Regions from separate parts of the Homo sapiens genome. Here regions 2 and 3 are each linked to region 1. A link is a loop called in an ENCODE intact Hi-C map of the cell type or tissue named here. Cell type or tissue: dorsolateral prefrontal cortex. All regions are shown on one strand. Region 1 overlaps CERS4 (ceramide synthase 4). Region 2 overlaps ELAVL1 (ELAV like RNA binding protein 1). Region 3 overlaps ELAVL1 (ELAV like RNA binding protein 1).

Region 1 (2,500 bases):
CCGACAAACGTGGTGAAACCCTGTCTCTACTAAAAGTACAAAAAATTAGTTGGGTGTGGTGGCACATGCCTGTAGTCCCAGCTACTCAGGAGGTTGAGGCAGGAGAATTGCTTGAACCCAGGAGACAGAGGTTGCAGTGAGCTGAGATCATGCCAGTGCACTCCAGCCTGGGCAACAAGAGCAAAACTCCATCTAAAAAAAAAAAGAACAAAAGCCTCATCCCCACCAGTAGCTGGGACTGTAGGCATGCCACCATGGCTGGCTAACTTTTTTTTTTTTTTGAGACAGAGTCTTGCTCTTTCACCTTGGCTGGAGTACAGTGGCACAATCTCAGTTCACTACAACCTCTGCCTCCCAGGTTCAAGCGACTCTCCTATCTCAGCCTCACAAGTAACTGGGATTACAGGCATGTGCCACCACACCTGACTAATTTTTGTATTTTTAATAGAAACGGGGTTTTGCCATGTTGGCCAGACTAGTCTCAAACTCCTGACGTCAGGTGATCCACCCACCTTGGCCTCCCAAAGTGCTGGGATTACAGGCAAGTGACACCACAACCCAGCTAAATTTTGTATTTTTAGTAGAGACAAGGTCTCACCATGTTGCCCAGGTTGGTCTTGAACTCCTGAGTTCAAGCAATCCTCCCGCCCTCCACCTCCAAAATGAGACTTTAAGAGGCAGGAGGCAGGAACAAAAACCAGAATCCTGAGTTCAAATTTCAGGTCTTTCACCTGCTCACAGTGTCACCTTGGGCATGTCTCTGAGCCTCAGTTTACCCATTAGGACAATAGGAACTGAGTTAGGGTTAGACGAGCCAATGTATCACATGGACTTGGCCCCATGCTTAGCAGATAATAAGCGCTCATTCTCTCCGCATCATGATTTATTCTGCAATGAGTTCCTTGCTAGGCTGCTCTGAGCCTTTCACCAAATGAGGCAGGATGTTAGGAGGGATGGTGGATATAAAATTCGGTCCCCACCTGTGGTGTTGGCGCGCCCTCTTGTGGGCAACGTGGCCATTGACCAGGGTCCCTGATCTCCAAGCCTCTACCCCGGAATGGGGGATGCTGGGAGGAGGGGCTTGGAGCGGGAACAGCCCCAGCCCCTGCCCATGGGGAGCCCCTAGACTGGCGGGGGGTCAGACCAGGACCCAGGCCACAGTGAGACAGGCAGTGAAGAGACTCTTGTCCCTGGTTTGGGATTGGGCAAAGGTACCTGGGTACCCCAAGAGTTGGTCTGCACACCCTCACCCTACAGACAAAGGTCCAGCTGCCTTTTTTTTTTTTTTTTTTTTTTGGGGAGACAGAGTCTTGTTGCTCTGTCACCCAGGCTTGAGTGCAGTGGTGCGATCTCGACTCACTGCCAGCTCCGCCTCCTGGGTTCACACCATTCTCCTGCCTCAGCTCAGCCTCCCAAATAGCTGGGGCTACAGGGGCCCGCCACCTCGCCCGGCTAATTTTTTGTATTTTCAGTAGATGCAATCCTGGCTCACTGCAACCTCCACCTCCAGGTTCAAGCAATTCACCTGCCTCAACCTCCCGAGTAGCTGGGATTACAGGTGCACGCCACCACACCCAGATGATTTTGTATTTTCAGTAGAGACAGTGTTTCACCATATTGGTCAGGCTGGTCTCGAACTTCTGACCTCACGTGATCCGCCCACCTCAGCCCCAAAGTTCTGGGATAACAGGCATGAGTCAGCTGCCTTTCTTATGTTTGGTCTAACGCAGCAGCCAGGCCACCCCTCCAGGGCCCCAGGGGATGAGGCCAGGAATAAGTGGAAAATCGAGTCCTGCCCCACGAGCCTTTCTGACTCTGGGCCTCCAAACCCTCTGATCAGATGGAAAAGAAAGACCAAGTCTTAGGCCGGGCGCGGTGGCTCACCGCTGGTAATCCCAGCCCTCTGGGAGGCCGAGGTGGGCAGATCACGAGGTCAGGAGATCGAGACCATCCTGGCTAACACAGTGAAACCCCGTCTCTACTAAAAAATACAAAAAATTAGCCGGGCGTAGTGGCGGGCGCCTGCAGTCCCAGCTACTCGGGAGGCTGAGGCAGGAGAATGGCGTGAACCCGGGAGGCGGAGCTTGCAGTGAGCCAAGATCGCGCCACTGCACTCCAGCCTGGGTGACAGTGCAATACTCTGTCTCAAAAAAAAAAAAAAAAAAAAGTCTTACACACCCTGCCATGTGCCAGCTGTGCTCTCTGAGCCTGTAACTTTGCCCCTCCGAGACTTGGTTATCCCACCGGCAGCATGTCTGCCCCCACACACAGGCAGTCCCATCTCTTCACCTGGGCTGATAGGCTCTGTCTCCTTTGCACCCAGATTCATTGGCCTGCCCCTGAGCCGGTGGCTGGGTGTGAGGGATCAGACCAGGAGGCAAGTGAAGCCCAACGCCACGCTGGAGAAACACTTCCTCACGGAAGGGCACAGGCCCAAGGAGGTGAGAGCCCCCCATGCCCTCCGACCCGCACTACTGCCCTGGGGGTGGGGCGTGGGGAT
Region 2 (2,500 bases), 280 kb before region 1:
CTCATTTCTGAGCTGCTGCTCAGAAGGAACACCTGAAAACACAACCCTGACAGATGCTGTTTTCTTTGAGTCTCTCACGACACGAATGACAGCTTAGTCAGTCTTGGAAACCTAAATGAAAATCGAACTTTAGGCAAATACGACTGAGAGCTGACGCTGGCCGGCTCGTAGGGAAGCTGGCTCCAAGCAGATGGCTTCATTCTGTTTCTAAAGACCCTGCGGCCCAGCGGAGAGAAGGCACGTGTGCAAGTGTGGCTTCCTCGTCTGGGGTTGTAGAGTGGCTTTCAAATGCAAACTGCCTGAGTGAAAGGAAGAAAGCTCTAGTAAGGGGGGCAGGAGGGATGCTGTTTAGCAGAGGGGGATATCAATTCACTCAATTATTTAATGGATGTATACTTTCTGAAGATGGCTCTGCATTTTTTGTTTTTTTCTTCCCCTAGTGTTTTTTATTTTTAATTTTTTTTTTAAGATGGAGTCTCGCTCTGTCGCCCAGGCTGGAGTACAATGGCACGATCTCAGCTCACTGCAACCTCCACCTCCCCGGTTCAAGTGATTCTCCTGCTTCAGCCTCCCGAGTAGGTGGGACTCCAGGCGCCTGCCACCATGCCTGGCTAATTTTTATTTTATTTTACTTTATTTATTTATTTAGAGATGGAGTTTCGCTCTTTTTGCCCAGGCTGGAGTGCAATGGTGCAATCTCGGCTCACTGCAACCTCCGCCTCCCAGGTTCAAACGATACTCCTGCCTCAGCCTCCCCAGTAGCTGGGATTACAGGTGCCTGCCACCATGCCTGGCTAAGTTTTTGTATTTTTAGTGGAGACGGGGTTTCACCATGTTGGCCAGGATGGTCTCGACCTCTCGACCTCGTGATCCGCCCACCTTGGCCTCCCAAAGTGCTGGGATTACAGGCATAAGCCACCGTGCCCGGCCTATTTTTAGTACAGATGGGGTTTGCCATGTTGGCCAGGCAGGTCTCGAACTGCTGACCTCAGGTGATCCACCCACCTTGGCCTCCCAAAATGCTGGGATTACAGGCGTGAGCCACGGCCCCCGGCCCCCTTGTGTTTTTTAGAATTTAACAGCAGAGTCCAAGAAACGGCATAATCTCCAGATGAATACACTATAAAGTTCACAATTAAGGTGGATATAGAAGCGAAGGAATACAAAAAATTAAGCTCTGTCAGCTCAGGGTGGGATTTTTTTTCTCTTTTTTTAAAAAAAGAGTTGGGGGTCTCGCTATGTTGGCCAGGCTGTTCTGAACTCCTGGGCTCAAGCAATCCTCCCACCTTGGCCTCCCAAAGTATTAGGATTACAGGCGTGAGCCACCGCGCCCGGCCATCCTCATCTATTTAACACTAAAAAGCCCGTCACAGGAAGGCAAACTCCACACAGGCTGGCCTGCCACACACACTCTGTCTCCAGCAGAGGGAGCTACAGCCCTGGGATGGGAGCCTCACCTTCCCACCAATTCTGCATCCTGGGGTGGGAAGCAGAGCCGGGAGACCCTCCTGGCTCCCTTCTCTCTGCCTCCCTCACTGCTCTGCAAAGATGACAAAGGTTCCTTAGGCCACCTTGAGGTTCACAGCCGACCCTGGGGGCGCAATACTAAGGTGCCCCCAACACCCTGGGAGACACTATCTTGCAGAGGGAAAGGAAGCAATGCCCCCAGCAGCTGTGTGCAGAGGTGAGTTCCCCCTGCCTGTGGCCCGTGTGTGCCTGAGAGACTAGGGAAGGCCCCAAGAGAGTTGGGTGGCTGGAGGCATGTTCTCAGGCATTGGGGGCTCCAAGTGGAGCACAGGCTTCCCTCATCAGGGCCATACTGGACACAGACAGGCCGAGGCAGAGCAGTGCATGTGGGGTCTAGAGGAGGAGGGGAGTGGACTGTGGGCCAGTGAGGTTGGTTCCCCCGGCCCTGGGCCCTGCACAGCCAGCTCAGATGCCCCAGTGCAGAATGGGGGGCAATAAACCCACACACTGGCCCACTGACAGGATCATTCGCTCAGCTGGCACTTAAGTGAGAGGACTTCAGGGACCACAGGAGACTCTTCTGGTGCAGACCAGGGGAGTTTACACCGAGTAACTGGCATCCCCCGACCCTCTCCCCAGAGCAAAGGCAGAATGGCGGCGGCCGTGCGAGTGAGCCCTGTCCTTCGGCACTGCCCGGTGCCAGGGCGCGAGTCTGTGCTAGGCTACAGGAAGCTCCCAGGGCCCCCATGAAGTGCAAAGGGGCCCTTCCCCTCCTCGGGCCCCAGCGGGAACGAAGGCCGGCAGCGGCAGGGCCAGTGCATGCCAGGTGGGGTTCCTACAGCCGGAAAGGAGGAGGAAGAGAGACTGATAAGGCCGCCCACCCCAAAGCACGCAGCTCAGGGGACGCAGGACAATGTGCATGCCCCTCTAGCCTGCAGGCCAGGAAGGCCCCACCTGTGTGCACATGAAAGGCGAGGCTCTGGGCTGCTGGGGGAGTGCTGCTGTTCTCTCAAAAAGAGGTCACCTCAGAGCA
Region 3 (2,500 bases), 250 kb before region 1:
CCGCCTCCGCCCCCTGAATTACTTCATTTGGTGGCATAGCCCCACCTGTCCCCCAAGCCACCTCTCTCTAGCCCTTGGACCTAATCAAGCACCATGTCCTGCCAGTTTGACATGTGAGATCTCTCACCGTCCTGCCACCTCTCTGCCACCATCCCTATTCAGATTCCTGTCACCTCCTGCTAGACCGACTCCTAAGTGGGATTGCAAACTCAGTGTCTCTAAACCCAGCTTCATCTTCTTCCTCCTAGTCACTCCCCTTCCTTGAGTCTGCCTGTTTCTGTTCATGGTGACATGAGTCTGGCCATCGAGCTGTTCAGGATTGTTCCCTCTCCTGTGATTCCTTCCCCTGACATAAACGTCTCACTCTTAAAAAAAATTTTTTTTTTTTTTAGAGATGGGATCTCGCTATGTTGCCCAGGCTGGTCTTGAACTCCTGGCCTTGAGCAATCTTCCACCTTGGCCTCCCAAGCTGTTGGGGTTACAGGTGTGAGCCACTACACCCAGCCACAGATGTCTGTTTGACAGGTACCTGGATCCAGTCGCTTCTGAGTAGTCTGCCAATCTTTCCTTTCCCTGGCACAGACAAAATATCAACCACGTGCCAGGCACAGAGCAAAGCATCAGGCATACAAAATATAGAAGCAGTCCCAGTCCTGACCCTCAAGCGGTTCAGCCATTACGGGGCCACCTCAGTACTGCAACAGCCTGTGACTGGTTTCTCCTTGTCTCCCCCCAGCCTCTCCACCAGGGTGAGCAGTGAACTAAAACTGCTCAGTAGCCACCCCTGGCCTACCTGCAGGGTAACAGCCAAGCCCTCTGCCCAGTGGACACCTGAGCACTCCTGCCACCACTACCCATCTCAGCCTTCTTGTCCCTAAAGAACCCACGTGGTTCTTTGAACACACGATGTTCTCTGAACACTGCGATGTTCCCACCTCCGGGCTTGGCTGTATCCTAAAAAGCCCCACCCTATTGTCTTTGCCTGGTTAGCTCCTCCCCACCGCTACTGCCTCCTCTCCTCCAGGAAGCATTCTGGGCTCTCCTGTGCCCACCCAGGTCCCTTTTCTGGGCTTCCACATCAGCCAGGGCATAATTCTCACAGCACTCATCAGAGTGGGCTGAGATGACCTACACACATCATGCACACTCTCCAGAGCCTAGCGGGGGCCCAGGACACAGCAGCGGAGCAGGGAGAGTCGTTCAGAGGAGGGAGCGAGCCTCACTTCCCTCCCACAGGCTGGCTTCCGTTGGTCTTCCCCTGACCCACAGCTCGGGTCGGCCGCACCGCCTCGCTACTGCCACCTAGGGGCGCCAGCCGGGCGCTGCGCTTCTCTCGCCATTCAGCCTTGAATTCGATTCAATAAACTGAATGGGATGGGAACACTAAGGAGGGAACAGTTGATTCCGGTGCGGGTGGAGGAAGAGTGGCAGTCAGACGAGGCTTCAAACGGCCAGTGAGCTCTGGGCTGAGCCATGGAGCATAAGCAAAGGATCTCCAGGTGGAAGAGATCTGTCTCCAGGTGGAGGCTGCAACAGGCAGGGAGGGTTAGAGTTTGGGGTCTACGTGCAGGGGCGGGGAGGGTTAGGGTGTGAAGGAACTGGCACTCCAAACTAAGGGCTTCTAGCTTTATCTTTTAAGCCACCAGAGAGGTCAAGAAAACGTGTCTTTTTTCTGCACAAAGATTTTAAATCAGAAGGGATACAATTAGATGTGCATTTACAGAACAGAACTCCTGCTGGAGTGTGGAAAGAGGGAAGAGATGGGAAGCGGAGAGTGAGAGAGGCAAGAAATTTTCATAAAGTTTTTTCATAATTCTCTCATTTCTTTTACTTGAAATAGCACCATGGGCTGGGCGCGGTGGCTCACACCTGTAATCCCAGGACTTTAGGAGGCCAAGGCGGGTGGATCACCTGAGGTCAGGAGTTCGAGACCAGCCTGCTCAACAAGGCGAAATCCCACCTCTACTAAAAATGCAAAAAATTAGCTGGACGTGGTGGCGGCTGCCTGTAATCCCAGCTACTTGGGAGGCTGAGGTTGCAGTGAGCTGAGATGGCACAACTGCACTCCAGCCTGGGCAACAAGGGTGAAACTGTCTCAAAAAAAAAAAAAAAAAAAGAAAAAGAAAAAAAAAAAAAAAGAAATAGCACCATGGTCCGGGCGCGGTGGCTCACGCCTGTAATCCCAGCACTTTGGGAGGCCGAGGCGGGCGGATCACAAGGTCAGGAGATCGAGACCATCCTGGCTAACACGGTGAAACCCCGTCTCTACTAAAAGTACAAAAAATTAGTCGGGCGTGGTAGCCGGCGCCTGTAGTCCCAGCTACTCGGGAGGCTGAGGCAGAAGAATGGCGTGAACCCGGGAGGCGGAGCTTGCAGTGAGCCGAGATCGCACCACTGCACTCCAGCCTGGGCGGCAGAGTGAGACTCCGTCTCAAAAAAAAAAAAAAAAAAGAAATAGCACCATGATCTCAGACTCAACACATCCAGACTGAAACTCTGT

Evidence for each region. A loop is a pair of places that touch in the nucleus more often than their neighbours do. Peaks named below come from ENCODE experiments on the same cell type or tissue, not always from the same donor. Only the 100,000 strongest peaks of a DNase experiment are listed, where the experiment ranks them.
Region 2: it touches region 1 in a loop (2.1-fold over the local background); 26 of 110 quality-filtered maps call a loop at or near these places.
Region 3: it touches region 1 in a loop (2.2-fold over the local background); 35 of 110 quality-filtered maps call a loop at or near these places.

The regions. Positions count from the first base shown.
Region 1 is chr19:8,252,176-8,254,675 of GRCh38, forward strand. CERS4 (ceramide synthase 4) reads left to right here. Exons shown (of 12, transcript NM_024552.3): 4 at 2,324-2,441. Among named protein-coding and RNA genes, the nearest start is that of CERS4, 44 kb to the left of the region's middle. In dorsolateral prefrontal cortex, CTCF peaks have their summits at 1,000 (motif pointing left) and 1,201; a DNase peak (open chromatin) is centred at 1,006; H3K27ac peaks cover 811 bases.
Region 2 is chr19:7,969,525-7,972,024 of GRCh38, forward strand. All of the region lies in intron 4 of ELAVL1 (ELAV like RNA binding protein 1), which reads right to left. Among named protein-coding and RNA genes, the nearest start is that of TIMM44, 27 kb to the left of the region's middle. RefSeq lists enhancers at 1-390, 1,612-1,721, 1,772-1,821. In dorsolateral prefrontal cortex, CTCF peaks have their summits at 1,431 (motif pointing right) and 1,636; a DNase peak (open chromatin) is centred at 1,425; H3K27ac peaks cover 1,058 bases.
Region 3 is chr19:8,001,259-8,003,758 of GRCh38, forward strand. All of the region lies in intron 1 of ELAVL1 (ELAV like RNA binding protein 1), which reads right to left. Among named protein-coding and RNA genes, the nearest start is that of ELAVL1, 3.1 kb to the right of the region's middle. RefSeq lists enhancers at 462-1,073, 1,074-1,684 and a silencer at 657-706. In dorsolateral prefrontal cortex, CTCF peaks have their summits at 1,306 (motif pointing left) and 1,505; a DNase peak (open chromatin) is centred at 1,313; H3K4me3 peaks cover 1,079 bases; H3K27ac peaks cover 1,027 bases.